2 separate regions of the Homo sapiens genome follow, and region 2 is linked to region 1. A link is a loop called in an ENCODE intact Hi-C map of the cell type or tissue named here. Cell type or tissue: gastrocnemius medialis. All regions are shown on one strand. Links, peaks and the distances in the headings refer to the core of each region. The heading gives the core; the rest is flanking DNA.

Evidence for each region. A loop is a pair of places that touch in the nucleus more often than their neighbours do. Peaks named below come from ENCODE experiments on the same cell type or tissue, not always from the same donor. Only the 100,000 strongest peaks of a DNase experiment are listed, where the experiment ranks them.
Region 2: a loop joins it to region 1, with 3 times the contacts of the local background. A loop is called at or near these places in 5 of 110 quality-filtered maps.

The regions. Positions count from the first base shown.
Region 1 is chr2:210,319,928-210,330,515 of GRCh38, forward strand. LANCL1-AS1 (LANCL1 antisense RNA 1) reads left to right here and starts at 4,785. Exons shown (of 5, transcript NR_110606.1): 1 at 4,785-4,907. In gastrocnemius medialis, for the core only: no CTCF peak of the experiment used is centred there; a DNase peak (open chromatin) is centred at 4,704; H3K4me3 peaks cover 1,020 bases; H3K27ac peaks cover 3,062 bases.
Region 2 is chr2:210,386,673-210,397,260 of GRCh38, forward strand. The region is part of intron 1 of LANCL1-AS1 (LANCL1 antisense RNA 1); the gene reads left to right. Among named protein-coding and RNA genes, the nearest start is that of LANCL1-AS1, 67 kb to the left of the region's middle. In gastrocnemius medialis, for the core only: no CTCF peak of the experiment used is centred there; a DNase peak (open chromatin) is centred at 6,169; H3K27ac peaks cover 2,543 bases.

The sequences.
Region 1 (10,588 bases), core at 2,503-7,502:
ATTGTGAAATTTTGAAGTTTGTAGTATGAAATGGCTTTTTCATTTTTGTGAGTTTTTTTGATATAATGAGGTACTATATTAGGTTTAAAGGCTTGTATTAATTCACTTTGTCATAGAGCAAAATAAGAATTTAAGTGTGTGAATTAACATGTGTGTGTCTGTGTGTGCATACTTGTGTTAATAGTTATTTCTGAGTGGTAGAATTATGAGTTAATTTTATTTGCTAATCTATATTTTTATTTTTCTTCTGTGACTACACTTTGCTTATACAATAAATAAATAATAAAATAAAAAAGTTAAAAAGCCAACAATAAAGATTAAATATGAGCACAACCATATGTAAAAGCCAACTTGTCAAACCTTCAATTAAGACTCAGGATTTTTTCCCCTTACATTTACATAAATCAGTTCATGTGTGTATGATATCTACTTGAAAACTTTCCAATAGTAAGCAGTTGAAGTAAGTGGCTTTCACATTATTTAACGACACCACAGTTCCTCCTCTAGATTTGGGCCCTAAGTTGACACATCCACTATCTCCAATAATTTGCTTACCAAAGTTCTTCGGTCAGCTAAGGTTTATTTCCTCCCCTGAGCTGTCTGTAAGTCACAATCCACATTTGGTGGATGAGATCTATATAGAAACTATGTCTTCTTATTGGCTTTTTCCCCCTTAACAAATTGAGTAAAAAGTAGAGTTCATGGTTCTGAATCTCCCAAGCCCTAATAAGTAGCATTTATTAGACCACACATTTTTCCAATTTCAACTTGCCTCAAGAATCAGGCTGCATTTGTGATTGATTCAGAGAATAATTATGGAGTTCATAAAGCCCAACCTCAAAGCTAAAGCAAATAGTAGGTGGTTGAATTATTTTTCTATTAGTATATTGATTTAGTGAGATCTGGTTTACGTCTAGCTACTAGCTGTGTGACTACTGACAATTATTTTAGCTTCAGAGAGGCTTAAATACAAAATTAGAGGAATGGATAGGGTAAGATCCCAGCATCTCATTTTTACTGCAAAGTTCTATGGTTTTTGCTTTTTGAAAAGTATATTATTAGTGGCCATCTGTTGAGGGTTAACGTATTCCATGTCCTTTAATCCCCACAACAATTCTGAGGTAGGTATTATTTCACTTTATGGATAAAAAGACTCAGAGGTAAAGTTACATGCTAGTTACCCACAGTAAAAGTGTTAAAAACAAGCCAGCCGTGGTGTGCACACCCATAGTCCCAGCTACTTGAAGGGAGGCTGAGGCAAGAGGATCGCTTGAGCTTAGGAGTTGGAGGCTGCAGTGAGTCACGATTGTTCCACTGCAGTCTAGCCTGGGCAACAGAGTGAGACCCTGTCTCAAAAAACAAACAAAAACACCCATAAAACAAAAAAAAGTGTCAAAAACAGAAGTAGAACCCGGTTTTAATGAAATCTAAACCCTACTGCTTCCTAATGACTAAGGGAAGGATAATGACATGTGAAAAACAACAAGGATCACACCTCAGCTATTCAGTTGTAGTAGAATTAAATTTTGCCTTGTTAAAAAAAAATGATCCAGCCAGGCACAGTGGCTTATGCCTGTAATCCCAGCACTTTAGGAGGCCAAGGCAGGTGGATCATGAGGTCAGGAGTTTGAGACCAGCCTGGCTAACATGGTGAAACCCTGTTTCTACTAAAATATGAAAAATTAGTTGGGCGTGGTGGCAGGTGCCTGTAATCCCAGCTACTTTGGAGGCTGAGGCAGGAGAATCATTTGAACCCAGGAAGCAGAGGTTGCAGTGAGCTGAGATTGCACCATTGTACTCCATCCTGGGTGACAGGGTGAGACTCTGTCTCAAAAATAAATTTTAAAAAAAAGATCCAACTGAAGGTTATGTTTCAGAAGAAGAGGGCCTCAAAGAAGCAAAAGAATTACTGGAATGTTAGCAATGCCAAAGGCAGGGAGATCTTGGGTATACTGTAAATCACAAATTGGAAGAATGCACAATAACTGATCATAAGCCTAGCACTTATCTGAGAAAAGTTTATGTATGTCATTATTCATTAATGGAATCATCACATTTGGAACTTACAAGATGAACTCCTAACAATGGCCAACAAGGCTGGATTTGATCTAGTCTCCACCTGTCTCCCTGAACTCCTCTCAGAGTTCTCTCCACCTTTTTGGTTATATTCTGGCCATTCTGACCTTCTCTCCTAAGGGCCTGACATTGCTGTACTATTTTCTCAGAACACTTTTTCTATATATTCTTTCATGGCTACTACCTAAGATCACTTCGATTTTAATCCAGATGTTACTTTCTCTGAAAGACCTAATGGAATCATGCTATATTAAGTAACCCCTCCTCTGGTTATTACTTAGTCTAGCATCTGTTTTTATTATTCTCATGGACTTTATAATTTTTGAATTTTTATTTGTTTTCTAATACATTTAGGAAGTGAGCTTTATCAGATCAGGGACTCATCTTTCTTGTTCTCCAATGACTCTCCAGCTCCCAACTCACAGTAAGCTGAAAACATTTTTTTAATGGAATGGATGAATAAATGAATGAAAGAATGTTACGGGTTTTGGTGTTGGCAGATATACTTAAATGATTCAAGACAGTTTGGAGCCCCAAAATCTGAGCAAGAGAAAGAATTTGAATATTTGAATAGTTAGAAGAGAGAATGAGGATGAACAAAATTGACTATTAGAACCCATTCTGAAAAGTTAATGGCTTTGGCAGTACTTAGTTGAAGGAAGAAAAAGGTGGCTTAAAAGCAATTTTAATTAATAAAATGTTGCTATTAAGAGAATAGTCGTCAGCTGTTCTTTATATGAAACTAACAGGGATGAGTGAAATAATTTTCGGTTAAAAATAAATAACTTTCTAACTGGGGATTATGAGGTACTCCAAAAATATTTTAAAATGTAAACTGTTTCCTTTTAAGAATAAATGGGTGTTTAAGTGCAAACTTGATAAAGGACTGGGACTGGATAATAAAGATGATTTTTTAAAATGTTTACACTCCTTTCGTCACTAAGTTTTTAACTAGTATTGTTTCTTTAACAGTTAATAAATCCAATACTTGTGTAAGTGAAGACTGGTATTTTTCTTCTTTTGCTCTCAGAGTTACCTTGTTAGAGGTCATGATATATCCAGGGCCAAGCTGGAACCAGTGCTCCGGAATCTTGTTTTATGAAGCAGATAGTAAGTCATGTAGAAATTGAGTCAGCGTGATTCTTTACATGGTTAACATGCTGCTTCCCCTGGAGGTGGGGGTGTAGGATTTCTCAAGGAAGGACATTTATAGTGATTAAAATTGCTCAGAGATTGCTTCACTGGGTAATTCTGATGCTGTAGTATGTGATTCTGGCAAGAGAGAGGGAGTATGAAAGGGACAGAAAATCCCAGACCATGGCAAGAAAGGGCACACGATGCAGAGACTACCTCAAGAAAAGGGGCTGTGGCAGTAAGAAAACAGTAACCGAATGGTCAGACTATTGATCAGAAATCCTTCTTGGTTGCCTCCTGAGAAGGAATTGAGAGCATAAATGTCCAAGGGCAATGACTGCCCATTAACTCACCATCATCCTACAATATTTAGCATAGTTCCAAGAACAAACTGGCAAAAGAGATTTTGGCAGCTGATATTTTTCTGGGAAATTAAGTGGAAAGCACCCTCCAGGACAAAAAGGCCAAGAATAAATACTAAACATGTGCATATCTTAAAAGCCAACAATTTCACTCATAGTCATGTGTCCCCCACAAATGTGTATGTATATGCATAAAGATGTACATAGGTTGGGCACGGTGGCTCACGCCTGTAATCCCAGCACTTTGGGAGGCTGAGGTGGGTGGATCACCTGAGGTCAGGAGTTCGAGGTCAGCCTGACCAACATGGCAAAACCCTGTCTCTATTAAAAATACAAAAATTTAGCGAGGTGTGGTGGTGGGCACCTATAATCCCAGCTACTTGGGAGGCTGAGGCAGGAGAATTGCTTGAACCCGGGAGGCAGAAGTCACAGTGAGCTGAGATCACACCATTGCACTCCAGCCTGGGCAACAAGAGCAAGACTCTGTCTCAAAAAAAATGTACATAAACATTTTTAGCAATGATATTCATAATTGCACAAAACTGGAAACAACCCAAATGCCCATTAGCAATAAAATGGATAGAATATCATATATCCTTGTGATGGAACACTACACAGCAATAAGAATGAACAAACTACAGGTACATGTAATAAGATAGATCAGTGTCACACAGTGTTATGGTTCCATTTATATAAAGTTCAAGACCAAGAGAAACTACCTGATGGTATTCGAAGACAGGATAGTAGTAGAGAGGAGTGTTGGGTAGTGGAGAGGAAGGTCAGGTAGTGAAGGAGCTGGTGTTTACATGAATTTGTTGAAGGAGCTGGTGGTTACATGAATTTGTTCACTTTGTGATAATTCATCAAGTTGTACACTTAAGATTTCTGCATTTTTCCAAATGTATGTTATGCTTTAATACAAAGTTTGATAGGGAGAAGAAATAATACTGCCTTCCAAAGTAAAATGAATGACATTGGGTGGGATAAAAAAAACAGAGGGACCCTGTGTCAAGCCTGTCTTAGGGTCTTCAGACAGCATGAGTCTCGCTGTCTCCATTTTGAAGATGGGCAACAACTGCAGGGATAAGAATAGCCCATGGCTGACAGTGCATTTGCTTCTACTTGTCCTGGTCAAGGTTTTCTAATTCGGGCCCAAGAGAGTATTCATGTCTCCAGGAGGCCACCCTATGGCACGTTAGGCATTCTTGAGAGACTGGCGGCCTCAGTCCTTGTGTTTGGAGCAGTTCTGCTAGAGGAGGAAACAGCACAAAGGGCACTCTTATGCTGCTGTAAACCAGTGCCAGGATTTTTAAAATGTGAGACACCTGTTACCCTGTAAGTATTAATTTCAACTTGAGGTCTCTAGCTTTTTAATTTGCTGGATACATTCTTTTATATGAAATGTGATGGGCATTTCTGACGTGGAAGAAATTGGGACCAGTAAAGCCGGGAAGAAAGCAAAATGGGGTAGCAGGGGCCCTTTTCTCAGCTTCTAATGAAATATTTGTAGTCAAGACCAAGCACACATATTGATTCTCATCAAGTGTGAAATCGTTGGCGGCCCTGGAGGTGAGCCCCACGGGACCATTTGTACCGCACTCTTTCAAATGAACAGATTAAATCTCTCGTAAGATGCTGTTTTTGACACACTCGTACTGCATATATTAAAATCCTCCCTGGTGCCCTTTTGGCGGTTAGGATTCAGGTAGTTCCAGTGCATCACAGCCTGTGTACCAGCTGGAAAGGATATTTTTTTTTTCTTCCCTGGAATGTGTAAAGGAAGAATTATATTGCTGTTTGTTGAAAGAGACTATATGTCTCGCAAGTCCCACTTCAATAATCTTCTAGAAGCAAGAATGAATTTGGGATTGGAAAGGGCATTACAACATGGCTAAATAAATAGCAAGGGGTCTCTCAACACCTGGTTAGCCTGCAATGTTACAATATGACTTCTAGGTCTTACATTTCAGTCTCTTTCTTCAGCAAACAGAGTCTGAAAGGTCTTACACAAAGACAGAATTTTAAGTCTGAACACTCAAGAAATGTGGTCTTCACACTCTAAAGCTGTCACTAATTCCTTGAGAAGCACCAGAAACTTTCTGACTAAACCTTTTTATGTCTTCAATAATGGTTAAATCCAATATACCTTAGGGTTTCCCTCAGATTTAGTCTTCATATTCTTTAGCTTTTGCTAAAGAATTTTAGCAAAATTTCTTATTTTGCATTTCTCTAGCTTCATGACTGGGCTGTCATCATAGGTATATAAGACCATGTACAGGGCTGTGCATTAATATTGCAAGTCTGGAAATTCCAGATATCTTGGCAAAGGGAGAAACAACTTGTGGTTGGAGCTTGGAGGATGAGGAACCAACAAGTTCTGAGTCCTCATGTCTTATGCTTAGGCTGATTCCATTTCTTCCCTCAAATTGTAAATATTTATTTAGGTGTAAAGGAGAGGGCCTATCTAAAGCAGACTGGTGTGTGAGTAGAGTTATTTTCATAGTGTGTCCTCTCCCAGTGATTTATGTTTCCTAGAATATTGATGAAAAATGGATGAGCTCCCGCAACATCTCCTGCCACTCTCCCCCTCACATATTGGACTACAGACATTCTGGCCTTCTTCAGTTCATTCTTTAGTATGATATGCTGTTCTTTCTTCCTGAATTGTTCTTCTAATCTTTCTTTGAATGAATGTTTTTATTCCCTTTCAAGTCTTACCTTAGAAGTAAGTCCTCTCTTCAGAAGGGTCTTACTTATCACCCTATCTAAAGTAGGTTCCACTCCTCTCATCCCATATTGCAATACTTCATTTGGTGGACTCATAGCTTATAATAATTGAATCATTTATTGATTATTGTCCTCACTTAGACTATAAATTCCATGAGACAGTGCTCATGGTTATATTGTTTACTGAATTGATTCTACCTAAGTGTCTATCAACAGAGAAATGGATGTTTGGATAGTGCTATTGTCCTATTGCCATTGTGACAAGGGCTCAGATAAACATGCAAGTGCACATATTCATGTACTGATTTCTTTTTCCTTTGGATAAATACTCAGAAGTAGGATTGCTGGATTGTATGGTAGTTCTATTTTTTGGTTTTTAAAGAAATCGTCATACTATTTTTCATAGTGGTTGTACTAATTTACCTTCCCATCAACAGTGTTTAAGAGTTTCCTTTTCTCTGCATTCTCACCAGAATCTGATATTTTTCATCTTTTTAATGACAGCCATTCTAACTGGAGTAAGATGATATCTCATTGTGGTTTCCATTTGCATTTCTCTGATGCATAGTGATGTTGGGTATTTTTTCATATACCATTTGTATATGGCCATTTGTGTGCCTTACTTTCAGAAATATCTGTTCATATCCTTTGCCCACTTTTTAATATGATTATTTGTGGGGTTTTTTTTGGTTGTTGAATTGTTTGAGTTCCTTGATATTCTGGATATTAATGCCTTGTTGGATGAATAGCTTACAAATATTTTCTCCCATTTTACAGGTTGTCTTTTCACTCTCTTGGTTGTTTCTTTTGATATGCAGAAGCTTTTTGGTTTAATATGCTACCATTTGTCTATTTTAGTTTTTGTTGCCTGTGATTTTGAGGTCTTAGGTGTAAGATCTTTGCCCGGACCAATGTACTGAAGAGTTTTCCCTCTGTTTTCTTCTAGTAGTTTTATAGTTTTAAGTGTTTAAGTCTATAATGTACCTTGAATTAATATGTGATGTAGTGAAGATAGGGGCTTAGATAGAAGATACCTATATTCTTCTGCATGTAGATATCCAAATTTCCCATCACCATTAATTGAAGATACTGTCATTTCCCCAATGGATGTTCTTGGCACATTTGTCAAAAATCAGTAGGCTGTAAATACATGGATTTATTTCTGGATTCTCTATTTTTTTTTTTCTTTCCTGAGAGAGAGTCTTGCTCTGTTGCCCAGGCTGGAGTACAGAGGCAAATCTCAGCTCACTGCAACCTTCGTCTCATAGGTTTAAGCGATTCTCCTGCCTCTCCCTCCTGAGTAGCTGGGATTACAGGTGCATACCACCATGCCTGGCTAATTTTTTGTATTTTTAGTAGAGACGGGTTTTTGCCACGTTGGCCAGACTGAGCTCAAACTCCTGGCCTTAAGTGATCTGCCTGCCTCGGGTTCCCAAAGTTCTGGGATTACAGGCATGAGCCATCGCACCTGGCCTGGATTCTCCATTCTATTCCATTAGTCTATGTAACTGTTTTTATACTAATACTATGCTGTTTTAGTTAAAGTCTTGTAATATATATTAAAATCAGGTAAGGTGATGCCCCTAGCTTTGTTCTTTTTGTTCATGTTGCTTTGGTTTTTGGGCTCTTACTTGGCCCCATGAAAATTTTAGGATTGTTTTTTCTAATTCTGTGAAAAATGACATTGGTATTTTGATAGGGATTCCATTGAAACTGTTGATTGCTTTGGGCAGCATGGCCATTTTAACAATATTAATTCTTCTGATCCATGAGCATGAAATGTATTTCCATTTTTTTGTGTTCTCTTCAATTTATTTCACCAGTACTTTATAGTTTTCCTTGTACAGGTCTTTTATCTTAGTTAAATTTATTCCTAGGTATTTCATTATCTTCTTGTAGCTATTATAAGTGGTATTGCATTCTTAATTTCTTTCTCAGCTACTTCATTATTGTGTATACAAATGCTACTGATTTTTGAAATTGATTTTGTATCCTGAAACTTTATTGAATTTATGAGGTCTAAAACGTTTTTGGTGAAGTCTTTAGGTTTTCCTAGACATAAAATTATATTATTGGTAAAGAGAGAATTTCACTTCCTCGTTTCCAATTTGGGTGCCTTTTATTTCTTTCTCTTGCCTGATTGTTCTGACGAGGATTTCTAGTACTATGTTGAATAGGAGTGGTGAAAGTGGGCATTCTTGTTTTATTATAGTTCTTAGAGGGAAGGCTTTCACCTTTTCTTCATTTAGTATGATCTTAGCTGTGGGTTTGTCATATGTGCCTTCCATTATGTTGAGGTACATCTTTTCTATGCCTATTTTGTTGAGGTTTTTATCATGAAGGGATGTTGAAATTTATCAAATACTTTCTCTGCATTCATTGAAATAATTGTATGGTTTTTATTCTTCATTCTGTTGATGTGAGGTGTCACACTGATTGATTTGCATATGTTGAGCAACCCATGAATCACTGGGATAAATACCTGGGATCATGGTGTATTATTTTTTTGATGTGCTGTTGGATTTGCCTTGCTAGTATTTTGTTGAGGATTTTTGCATTGTGCATCTATGTTCATCAGGGCTATTAGCCTACAGTTTTTTTTAGTGGTTGTTTTACATTCTTATCTGATTTTAGCCTGAGGGTAATTCTGGCCTTGTAGAATGAATTAGAAAGAATTGTTTCCTCTCCAATGTTTGAAATAGTTTGAGGAGAATTGGTGTTAGTTTTTCTTTGAATTCGGTAGAATTCAGCAGTGAAGCCATCTGGTCCTGGACTTTTCTTTGTTAGAGAAATTTTTTTTACTGCTTTGATCTCATTACTTGTTGTTGGTCTATTTGGGTTTTCTAATTTTTTTTATTCAGTCTTGGTAGACTGTATGTGTCTAGGAATTTATCCATTTCTTTTAGGTTTTCCAGTTTGTTTATCTATAGTTGTTCAAATAGTCTCTGACCTATTTTATTTCTGTGGTACCAGGTGTAATATCTTTCTCATTTCTGTTTTCTTTGTTTGTCTTTTCACTTTTTTCCTTGGTTAGTATAGCAAGTAGTTAATTTTTTATTTGTTTGAAAAAAACAACTTTTTGTTCCATTTATCCTTTGTTTTTTTCTGTATCTTATTTCTTTCTTCTCTGATCTTTATTTTTGTTTCTTCTAATTTTGGTTTGGTTTGGTCTTGTTTTTCTAGTTGCCTGAGGTGCATCATTAGATTGTTTATTTTAAATCTTACTATTTTTTGATGTAGGTATTTATGGCTCCAAGCTTTCCTCATAGCACTGCTTTTGCTGTATCTCATAGGTTTTGGTATTTTGTATTTTGATTTCATTCATTTTATTTTTTATTTCCTCCATTTCTTTTTTGACCCAATAATGGTCATTCAGGAGCATATTGTTATTGTTTGCTTTCCATGTATTTGCACAATTTCCAAAGTTTCTCTTACCATTTTTAAAAATTTTAGATCCATGGGGTAAATGTGCAGGTTTATTACATGGCATAATGATGAGGTTTGTGTTTCTATTGATCTTGTTACCCGAATAGTAAATATAGTACCCAATAGAGAGTTTTTCAACCTTCCATCACCCCAACTTCCCTTTGGAGTCCTCATTGTATTATTTCTATCTTTATATCTGTGTGTATCCAATGTTCAGTTCCCACTTATAAGTGAGAACATGATATTTGTTTTTTTGTTTCTGCATTAATTTGCTAAGGATAATGGCCTCCAGTTGCCTTCATGTTGCCGCAAAGGAAATTTCATTCTTTTTTATAACTATGTAGTATATTCCATGGTGTGTATGTACATTTTCTTTATCCAATCCACCACTGATGGGCCCCTACATTGATTTCATGTCTTTGCTATTGTGAATATTACTGTGATAAATATGAGTGCAGGTATTTTTTTAAGCAGAATGATTTATTTTTCTTTGAGTATATAGCCAGTATTGAGACTGCTGAGTCAAATGTAATTGTATTTTTAGTTCTTTGAAAGTCTCCAAACTCCTTTCCACAGGGGCCATTTGCGATAGAAGTGCTACTGATTTTTATACATTGATTTTGTATCCTGAAACTTTACTGAAGTTGTTTATTAGGTCTGGGAGTCTTTTGGCAGGATCTTTTGTTTTTTTTTTTTTTAGATATAGGATTATATCATCAGTGAAGAGAGGTAATCTGACTTCTTCTCTTTCTATTTGGGTGCCATTTATTTCTTTATCTTGCCTGATTGCTCTGGCTAGGACTTCCAGTACTATGTTGAATAGGAGAGGTGAGAGTAGACATCCTTGTCTTGTTTCAGTTCTT
Region 2 (10,588 bases), core at 3,267-8,266, 68 kb after region 1:
ATGCACATTCTCTTTCCAGTTGGAGCTTTTGAGGCAGTACAAAGCTCTCTTCCAAATACAGTACCATAATTGAAGGCTGTTGTAGAATACAATGAGGTTTAAGCTGGTATTTGTGTAATTAGTTCTAAAATACATCTTGTTGTTTGTGGGAGAGATTCAAAGGGAAAAGAGGGGCAAAGCTCCAGCTATAGTATTAAAATAATAACCAGCTGAATTATTTCTGAGCTCTCTTTCCTGAGTCTGTTTGTTCTCTGTTCTCAGAGATTATGTGCACAATGATTTTTTCTCCTAAGCAGCTCAGATTGAAATGAATAAAGGGAACAGTCCAGGAAAACAAGGTTGAGGAATGTTCATAACAATATGACATCTGGAATTGAGAATACTTTTCTGCTAGAAATCTAGATGGCTCAATAATAATGTGTTTTATCTTTTAAATACACTTTAGTTTGGAGGCTACTAGCTGCCTGATCTCACTCAGTGACATGTATTCTGGGAGCTGGCGTTTTAACAAATGCAGTTGTGATATGATTACAGAATGTTTAACATTTTATACTTGCCATGACAAGTTTAAGTTTTATTGGCACATCCATTGGTTCATTTTTTTTTCTCTCTTCTTTGTCATAACTCTTGCTCAGACAGACTTTAAATGGCAAGAACTATTCATCATTGACAGGGGTGAGTGCCCAAGGTGTATGTGGCATTATGCCATAGGTGCAAAGTGGGATCTGGACAGCCACTGTAGGGCTGCACTTGCTAGAATCCTGAGGATGCTCTAGGTATTTGCATACCTTATGACTTTGTGGAGACTGGACCCTAAATCCCTCCTGGTTTCTCATCTTACTTTGTCAGATCACTGTGAGTCTTGATAACTCTTTCTACTCTTTTATCTTAATGTCTGGATGTGAAGTAGTGAAAAAGGCCTATTTCTATTTCCCTTTTGCCAAGGTCCTTGTGAGGCTTTGGAGTTCACTTAATTACTAGAGAAGGAGGTAAGTGTGAGAAAGACAGAGAGATCAAGATCCCTTAATTTTCCAAACAGAACTGGCCCGAACCCCCGTTTCCCTTTTTCTGGTTGTATCAGGTCTTGTTTGACATCTAAAAGATGAGAGATAGTCAGGAGTTCGAGACCAGCCTCAGCATGGAGAAACCCCGTCTCTACTAAAAATACAAAATTAACTGGGCGTGGTGGTGCATGCCTGTAATCCCAGCTACTTAGGAGGCTGAGGCAGGAGAATTGCTTGAACCTGGGAGGCAGAGGTTGCAGTGAGCTGAGATCGCACCATTGCACTCCAGCCTGGGCAACAAGAGCGAAACTCCGTCTCAAAAAAAAAAAAAAGATGAGAGATACTTCCAAGCCTCAGGCCTCAGTTACCATACTGCCTAGCTGCAAGGGAGAAAGAGAAGGGCAACAGAAAAAACACTATGTAAGGGAGATTGCAGAGGAACAGAGTTCTACAAGAAAGTGTTTGCCCTAGGGCCTTTCCACTAAATATTTATGACCTAGAAAAATACATAGGTTCATATATATGTCCCTGATGAGTTTATTTTTCCCAGGGCTTATATCTTAGCTTCTGTTCCTGGGAATGGGGGTGGAGGAGGAGAGAGTTTGGAGACTTACTTCTACCACTCTCTCAATAGTCCAAGCCACATAATGCAAAACACACATCAAGTACTACATTGCTTGTAATTTAAAATTCTTACATTCTTTAAATACATACAGAGTATGATATATATGCATAAGTTATTTTAATATATATCCTAGGAGCAGAAATACTCATTACCTCAATGGTTCTTTAGCATTTGAAAATCCCTATTCAGGAACTGATACCCCAGAGGCAGTAAGTACTTTAAATGTTGCTCTCTGAACTTACACTAGAATTCATTAGCTTGCATGAGGGAAGTTAGAGATATTCTTTCAATGATAACTTGAGTGATGTTAAAGACATGTAGACTGGCTAGAAATAGAGAACGGGTACTTCTAGAAAGAAATTTAAAAATATTAAGAAACCAATAACCTAACACCCTTTGAAAGGTGCTCTATTTCTAGGACCATTTGTTCATGGTCTCCACAACTTTACAGGAAATTCCATTGCCTTTCCTGACCAGAAAGTTGATCCTGCTGTGACAGCACCATTACATCTGCCTCAGGACACTTTTTTTTTTTCCTAAGGTGGTTGTCCGAGTGCCCAAAGGACAGTGAGATGGACTTCACAAAGCTCCCAGAACAGGCTGCATGCCTGCTTTTGTGATTGCTGGACCCTTGATATTTGTATGAGTGACAGACTCTAGTCTGAGATTTGCTTTCTTAGATAATGTGCTAACCTGATAGCCAGGTTACAAGGAGATACGGTTCTTAACTTCTCTTTTATTGGTAAAGGCTACTGATATTTACCAAAATGACCAGACAATTGTGAAGGTCAAATTGGTTTAAATCACTTTGCAATACTGAGAAGCATATTGATAGAATAAGTCACAATTTAGGAAAGTCTTTCTGAAGGTAATGAGTTGCTCTCTAGAGGAACCAAGTTGCTCTCTAGAGGAACTTGTTACTTTAAAAAGTGACAGAGAATTCACACCCCATTCTCCAGCTCTTTCCTTTCTCCACCCTATCTTAGCGTACAAGATCTGCAAAAGCCCATCTGCCCAAAGAATCCTTGGAGAGTTCTCTGAGCTCCTCAGGTAGGTGCTCCATGGCAGATTTGTTTTGATCCCTTTATAAAGTTGAGAATTCTCCAGAGTGAATTCCAGAAATCTCAGGAGATTTTGGAATCTCTTTGTCTTTAGGAAGGGGAAATGATAAACCTGAACACTAGAAAAGGGCAAAAGTAGAAGCAATCTTTGACAAGAACAAGTATAATACCTGTGAACCAACTGGCAGCAAAATCAATGATCAAATGTCAGTTTGTAATCACTCAGGAGATTTTACATCCTTGGGAAAGAATGAGTCTGATTTAGAAAGCTTAAATAATATGTTGCTTTGTATATTTAAACATTCTTGTATTTTGTCTTCTTGTGAGTTATATTCAAAAGAATGTGAAGGGAAACCATATTTAAGAAATTTCTCGTATAATTTACCCATGAGTTAAAAATTATTTTCATGAAGTCCTAGTTTTAAAGCTAGAAAGCACCTCCAGAACAACTAAGTCCATCTCTTTCTTTGTAGATGATAAGTTTGCATTATAACAGCAAATGCATTTCTAGCAGAAAAGTGGTATAAAGGCAGACAAGGTTCGAATCCAGGTTCCAATACTTACAAATGGTATGATTTTGAGTAAATTGCTTGACATCTCTGGGTCCCCAGATTACTCAAGTGTAAAACAAACAATGACGCTGGTCTCCACTTTATAGGGTGGTTGTGAGTGTTCAACAAGGTACAGGGAGTCTCTAGCACAGTGCCTGGCTTCCTGCCTCCCTGCTAGTGCGCAATTGAACTTTTTATTTGTTCATTTTATTGAGAGCAGGATGTTAAACATGCACATGGCTAGCTGCTTATCTTTTCTGGGGAAAATGAGGAGAAAAGGAGCTGGGCAGTGCCTATTCTCCTTGTTTATCCTCCTGTCTTGCAGTTTTAGCTCCTTTCCCATTCGATTTCTTACCTATCTTCTTTGGAGTCATGGCAAGACACTACCAGTCCCTGCTGCTACAGGCTTTGCAGGAGCCTATGGATTCAAAGGGCCTGAGCCCAAATGTAAAACATGACAGTAAGTTTTGAATAGCAACTTTATCTGGAAATCATTCACAACGGCTTCCCAAGCAGTCACAGTGAGGCCTTCTGAGGTATCAAGACTGTTCTACATCTTGCTCTAGGAGGCAGTAAAAATTCACTGTGCACACTGTGTCAGTGACACCTTAATAAAAAGGTAAATTAGAAAAATGACTTTATTTTTGTCTTAGAATCTATCTTTTTACTTTTTAAATTACTGAATAAATGGATTTGTTTTAGAAGTTTACTTTCTAATTCGTGTTTCCTTTTATCAGCAGTTAATATCTTTGAATAGATTGGGTCAAAGATTTCAAAGATTAATAAAGACTTCACCAGGTGGGAATTAAGCATGATCAGAAAGCACAGTGTTTTTCAGCCTTCCTATCTAGAATGAAAACATCTGGTAGAGGAAATGGGACTTTTGGAGGTGAATGAAGTGAAAATGGGAATTGACTTTGTGCTGGTGCCTTTCACCCAGGACTCTACCATCCTGTCAACTATAAAGGCAGACATATTCGCTCTTTTTTCCTCACGACTTAGCCTAATGGCAGGCACGTAGTAGGGTATCAAGAAGTTGGGTGACCACCTATCCTGGGAATATCCTGATTTGTGCCTCTTGGTCATGCTTAGTTAGTCTTCCCCTTTCACTGTCAAGTTTTTTTTTGTTTGGAAGATAAATTATATGGTCATTCTATCAAGAAGTGTTAGTGTTTATGGAAGATGGGTAGAGTCCTGAATGGGAACAAAGACAACAGATCAACTTTTGGTACATTGTATGAGCTAAAATAAACCACTCAATCACACAAATACAGTTTCCTCAGTTGTAAATTCCTGTAAAAAGACAAAAATGTTTACAACATTCTTTAATGAGTAAGCACAGGAGTTAATAAAAACAGGTCACTAATTTTGTAAGCACTTTGTAAAAAACAATGCTTTTTTTAGCATTAATTAATTCAATAAATATTTACTGACTGCCTACTAAGTGCAATGCCTGACACATGAATGCAATGCTAATAAGACAAAGCCAGCACCCGTTGCAAGCACTCCTTGTAAGAGCTTGGACTGGTACAGGATATTTGTGTGGAAACACAGCTTAAAAGGCTGTAGTCACATGAGGAATTACAAGTAGGTGTGGAAAAGTGATTCTATTTAATAGGCTAAAATAGAGACTATATGGAGATATTTCCAAAGTTAGCTCATTGGTGAGGGACAAACTTGTATTCATTAATTCTGTGCTAACTTGTATGGCTACATAGTTATATTGAGCTTTTTTATGTTGCTAGTAACCAGGCATTGCGCATCAGTTCTGAATAGTTTATTCCTTTCTCCAGGTGAAAATTTCAACTTCCCCATGATCTAAAGAGTTTTTGACAGATAAATAATTGGCAAAATAATTTGATTGGCATAAATTTTCTCCAGGCAATAGCTCTAGTGCGTGGTTTACAGCTAGTTAAGCAGATAGCAAAAGGTGGCTGACAAACCTCGTTACAATGGTGCTTGTCCTCTTTTTCTGTTTCTGCTAATTCATCTGCCTATATTTTATTTGTTATATTTTTGAGGGCAATACATGAACTTGTGAAGAAAACTGTTTCATGTCAGCAGCAAATCAACTATAAGAGAGGCTTCCTAGTAACCCCATGATGATGTCATTTGCAGTTACTGTGGTCATGGGATTTCACCTGCCACTAGGAATGTCAAGGGATAGATTCACAGGGAAGTTAAAAAAAGAGAGCTGAATCGATTATCTGGAAATATAAATAAATATTTGTTTGAACCATATAAAATTGAAGTTTTTATAGGTAAAAACAGTAGAATACCAGCAAGATAATATGCCTTAACTGAATAGAACTGCAATGGCAGAAAATTTGTGATTTGAGTAGTCACTCTCTTCAAAGATAAAATTAGGTCTCATTATTTAACTCTACACCTTATTTTGTTTCTGGAAACAAAACCAAAGCCTATTTATCCAAGCTTTACACCCTGATCTTAAAAAAGATCTTTTCCACTCTAACAAATAAACTAGTGTACTCTCTCTGGCAGACTTCATTAATTTATTTCTGAAGGGAGATGATTTTAAGCATGCTGAGACGAAGAGGTGGCCTCTGTAATGTTACAGAACAGCTGCACTGTTGGTTTGCTGGACACTCAGTGTCCCTTAGGACGAATATGGCATGTGGTGCTTCTACTTGAGGAAGCTTCTCTCAGTGATAAGGCAGTGTAGCCTTCACCATTGAGAAAGTGCCAGGCCTTAAAAAGGAGCAAAGGGACTTGGAGACTAAAATAAAACTAAACCAAATGGTGGAAACATGCTCAACTCCTTAATTTATCTGATTAGCTCCAACAGGCGCCACCATGTAGAACATTTGCTCCTATCCCAAATGCTATTAAGGCAGCAGTGGAACTATTTCTAGGCTTGCCTCCAGAATGATGGGGGATGACCTAATAGTGGATTTGGTTTCAGCCTGGAGTCGCTACAAAACGGTGACAGACTGCAGTCACTGCAAAAGTCTTTAGGCATCAAGTGTTCTGAACACATACCTGCCTGGAGGAGATTCCCCAGCCCTGAAGGAATGTTCCTCTAACCTCAGTCCCAACCCAACTCCAACTCCTATTCTATATTATTATGCTTTATTTTTTTAATGCAGAAGCATAGTTGCTTGGACTTAAGAATTCTGCCTAGAAATTGGTTAATGCACACAAGGCTAGTTTAATATGGAATAATTGTCTCTTAAAATTGCACTATGTTGCTGTGGAGGGTGCCAAGAGGGACAAAGCTATCTTATGCTGTTCTGCGGTCTGGGATAGGAATTATCAGTAGGAGAAAAACTTTGAAGTCTTTGTGTTCAGGCAACATATAGAAATTCTGATAACCCTTCTCTAACCGTCTTCAAAATCAATATGCCTGTGCCCCAGTCCTCAATCAATCTCACCACTAGTTGTGTGTCCTTGAATTATGAATTACTCAACCTCTCTGGGACTGACTATTCATTCATTTGCACACAGAAAACGTCTGGAAGATCTCTAAGGATCTTGAAAATACTAACATGCTATGAGTATAAGTGTAAAAATACCTTTAAAAGTTGAAAATGATGTATAGATAATTATTATAAAAAATTCCCAAAATTAGCACTTCCAATTCTGCTGTTTAGTGACTGGCCAATATTATGAACTCCATTTTACAGATGTGTAGATGATTTTTCAAGTAACTTAATTGAAATGTTTATGGAACACCTATGCTAGGTACAGAAGCTTAGAAGCTTATCCAGGTTTGTTGGGCCAGAATCTCTTGATTCAGAGGGCCCTCTTTACTATACCTATATCTATCTATCTATATAAAAAATTAGGTATGAAGTGAATATTTAAGAGTGAATATTTCTAGAATGAGAAAAGAAATCACAGCAAGTTACCAGAGTCTTAGAGATTCAAGTCTCTTTTTTTTCTGAGCTCCCTTTAAGTAATTTATCTGAATTGTTTACATAGAAATGCTTTTGATTGAAACCTGGCTTCCCCTCCTTACCTAGACAGAATATTCTGTAGCTTCCAGCAATGTGCCACACTAAGTGGGGCCTGTGCAAGTGAACAGCCCTGAAAGTTAAGGTTTATGAAGCTTCACATAAATCTGCCTCTGACTAAATTCTTTAGGGATTCAAGACATATAAGACATGGTTTGCATACCCAAGTAAATTACAGTGACTTACAGCCATTAGACCTACAAGAAAATAGCTACTTGGTATTGTTTATCCACGTGAAACAGTTCTACTAGCAAAAGGATTCAAATGGAAACACTTTTTTTATTTAAAATTTTATTGTGAATTAAACTTAGACCTACAGAAAAGTTGCAAAAATGTTACGTAAAGTGCCCATACTTCACTCACCTTCCCCTTATGTTAACACCTTACAATGTACATTTGTTGATACCAGGAAATAAGCATTCTTAGAATACCATTAACTAAATTACAGACTTTATTCAAATCTTACCAGGTTTTTAACCAAATTTTCACCATGAATCCATTTCTGTTTCAGGATCCAAATCAGGATCCCACACTGCATTCAGTAGTCATGTCTCCTCAGTCTCTTCCTATTTGTAAGTCCCTCAATCTCCCCTCAACTTTCATGACCTTGACACTTTTATTTTCTTTGAGACAGAGTCTCGCTCTGTCATCCACTGCAGTGGTGCAGTCTCGGCTCACTGCAATCTCCGCCTCCCGGGTTCAAGCGATTCCCCTGTCTCAGCCTCCCGAGTAGCTGGGACTACTGGCATGTGCCACCACGCCCGGATTTTTTTTTGTATTTTTAGTAGAGACAGGGTTTCATCGTGTTAGCCAGGATGATCTCGATATACTGACCTCATGATCAGCCCACCTGGGATTACAGGCATGAGCCACCACGCCCAGCCGACCATGACACTTTTAAAGAGTCCTGCAGGCTGGGCACAGTGGCTCACACCTGTAATCCCAGCACTTTGGTAGGCTGAGGCAGGCAGATCACCTGAGATCAAGAGTTCGAGACCAGCCCAGCCAACATGGCAAAACCCCGTCTCTACTAAAAATACAAAAATTAGCTGGGTGTGGTGGCGGGCACCTGTAATCCCAGCTACTTGCCTCCAGATTGGTGGAGGATGAACTAATAGTGGATTTGGTTTCAGCCTGGAGTTGCTGTGAAATGGTGACACACTGCAGTCAATGCAAAAGTCTTCAGGCCTCGAGTGTTCTGAACACATACCTGCCTGGAGGAGATTCTCCAGCCCTGAAGGAATGAAGGAATGTTCCTCTAACCTCAGTCCCAACCTAGCAATGAGCCGAGATGGCGCCATTGCACGCTGTCTTAAAAAAAAAAAAAAAAAAAAATCCTGCTTAAGTATTTTGTAGAATATTTATCAATTTCTGTTGTCTTATGTTTTCTTATGAATAGATCGAGGCTATGCATTTTTGGCACAAATACTACAGAAATGATGTTGTACTCCTAGCTCATAATCCAATATCATTACTTATTTTCTTGCTAAATTGTTTCAACTTCGGTCTTTCAAAGCTACTTTAGGCTGGCTCCTGTTATCATTTCAACATGCCTTCATCCTTTTTTTGAGCATTTCTTTACTTTGTGGCACCAAAAGTGTTCTAAGCTCATCTTATATTTTCCCTTCCCCAGCTCTGGAATCAATCAGTTTTCCAGGAAGCCTGATATTAGGTCTTCGTGATTGGTGTGTTCTTCTCTTTTTTCCTAAAGTTCTGGGCCTTCAATGGTTTATTTCCTGAAACTAATAAATATATGCATTATCATTCACTAGGAGCGGGTCTGTGTATACTTTTTCTAAACTGAAATTGTAAAGGAACCTTGAATATGAGTTCTGGCCACATTATCAAAGGCCAGGCATAAGCCTCCAGGACATTCAAGCAAGCTTTTCAAGGACATTGCTCAAGAAAGAAGTTATTTCTGACATTTCTCTTCCCTTATTTCCCATGTCTAACTGGCTGCATCTGTGAATCCTCTCACAAGTCTGTCCCCTCTGCTCATCTTCACTGCCACTTCACTGGTTTTGGTCCTTCCCTGGCCCATGTCACAGCCTCCTGATGGTCTTCCTGATTTCATTCTCTCTTTCCTTCAACTCATCTTCCACATGGATGCATAAATAATCATTCCATTTGCAGATCCAACCTCATTGCTTACTCCTAAAGCTAGAAGAGGATGGTTTTTCTACATTTTGATGGTTTTTCTGAGCCTATCATTGGCGATATAGTTCTCTCATATTAATAGTGGTGGTTCTCAAACTTTTTGTGTAAGAGAATCATCTGGAGGGCTATTAAAATATAGCTTGCTAGGGTCCACTGCCAGATTTCCATGCTAGTAGGTCTGGGATGTAGTCTGAGAATGTGTACTTCCTGCAAGTTTCCACGTGATGCTGATGATGCTGCTTCAGGTAACTACTGACCAACAAGATAATGTCCAAACAGCTTAACGAGAAACTTAAGACCTTTTAACAACTAGGTCTTTGTACCTCCCATCTCTCTACTTTTTTTCTCAAACATGCTGTTCTTTTTCATGTCTTGCATGACCTCTGCATATAGTAATTTCCCAACAGTTCTGCCTGTTCATCTTTGTCTCCTACGTTTTTCTACATTTTGCAGATTACTATTCTGGCTCCCCTCTTTCCTATTCTTCCAACTTGAGAAGGCTTGTTATTCCTCTGGGGCCCAATAGTACTTGATACATAGCTTACTATGAAAATTACAACTTGGTGTTGGATTTAGTAATTTACTCATTCACCCAGTAGTTCTTGAGTTCTCTAGAAGCAGGACAGTTCCAAGTTCTTCTTTAGTCTTGGTTCTCCAGCTCTCAGTCCTCACAGCACCCAGTCTAGAATAGGCACTGAATAAATGTTGAGAGAAACACAACATTTTCAAGGAAGGTATTATGATCTTTACACTAAAGGAGGTAATAAAGAGTTTCCAAGAACACTTCAAGATCTATTACTGTTATATTACAGGTGAAAGTTTATTTTAAATAAGAGATTATCTTAAGATATGGAATTAGCTAAAAGATTTAGGAACTCTGATCACTTATTGAAACCAGGTAATTTGAATCAGGATTCTCACACAAGTTTAGGATGGCCTAGTGGTCTGGCAACATGGCATCAAGTGAAACAGATTTGGCAGTTCTGCTGTGATCCAGACTGGTAATTAAGTCTTCTTTTCTGTGTGGGCTGTTAATTGGTCTACCTGAAGAATTGCCAATCCCCATTTGTAGTCTGTAGACAGTATTATTTACTGTCAACAGATGTCAGCTATTATAGTGACCATCCTTAGTCTTCTTAATTACATCATACCCATCAACTGAAATCTAGAACCAGGGTTCTTAACCAACTCTTGATGGTCATTGAAAAGATTTGGT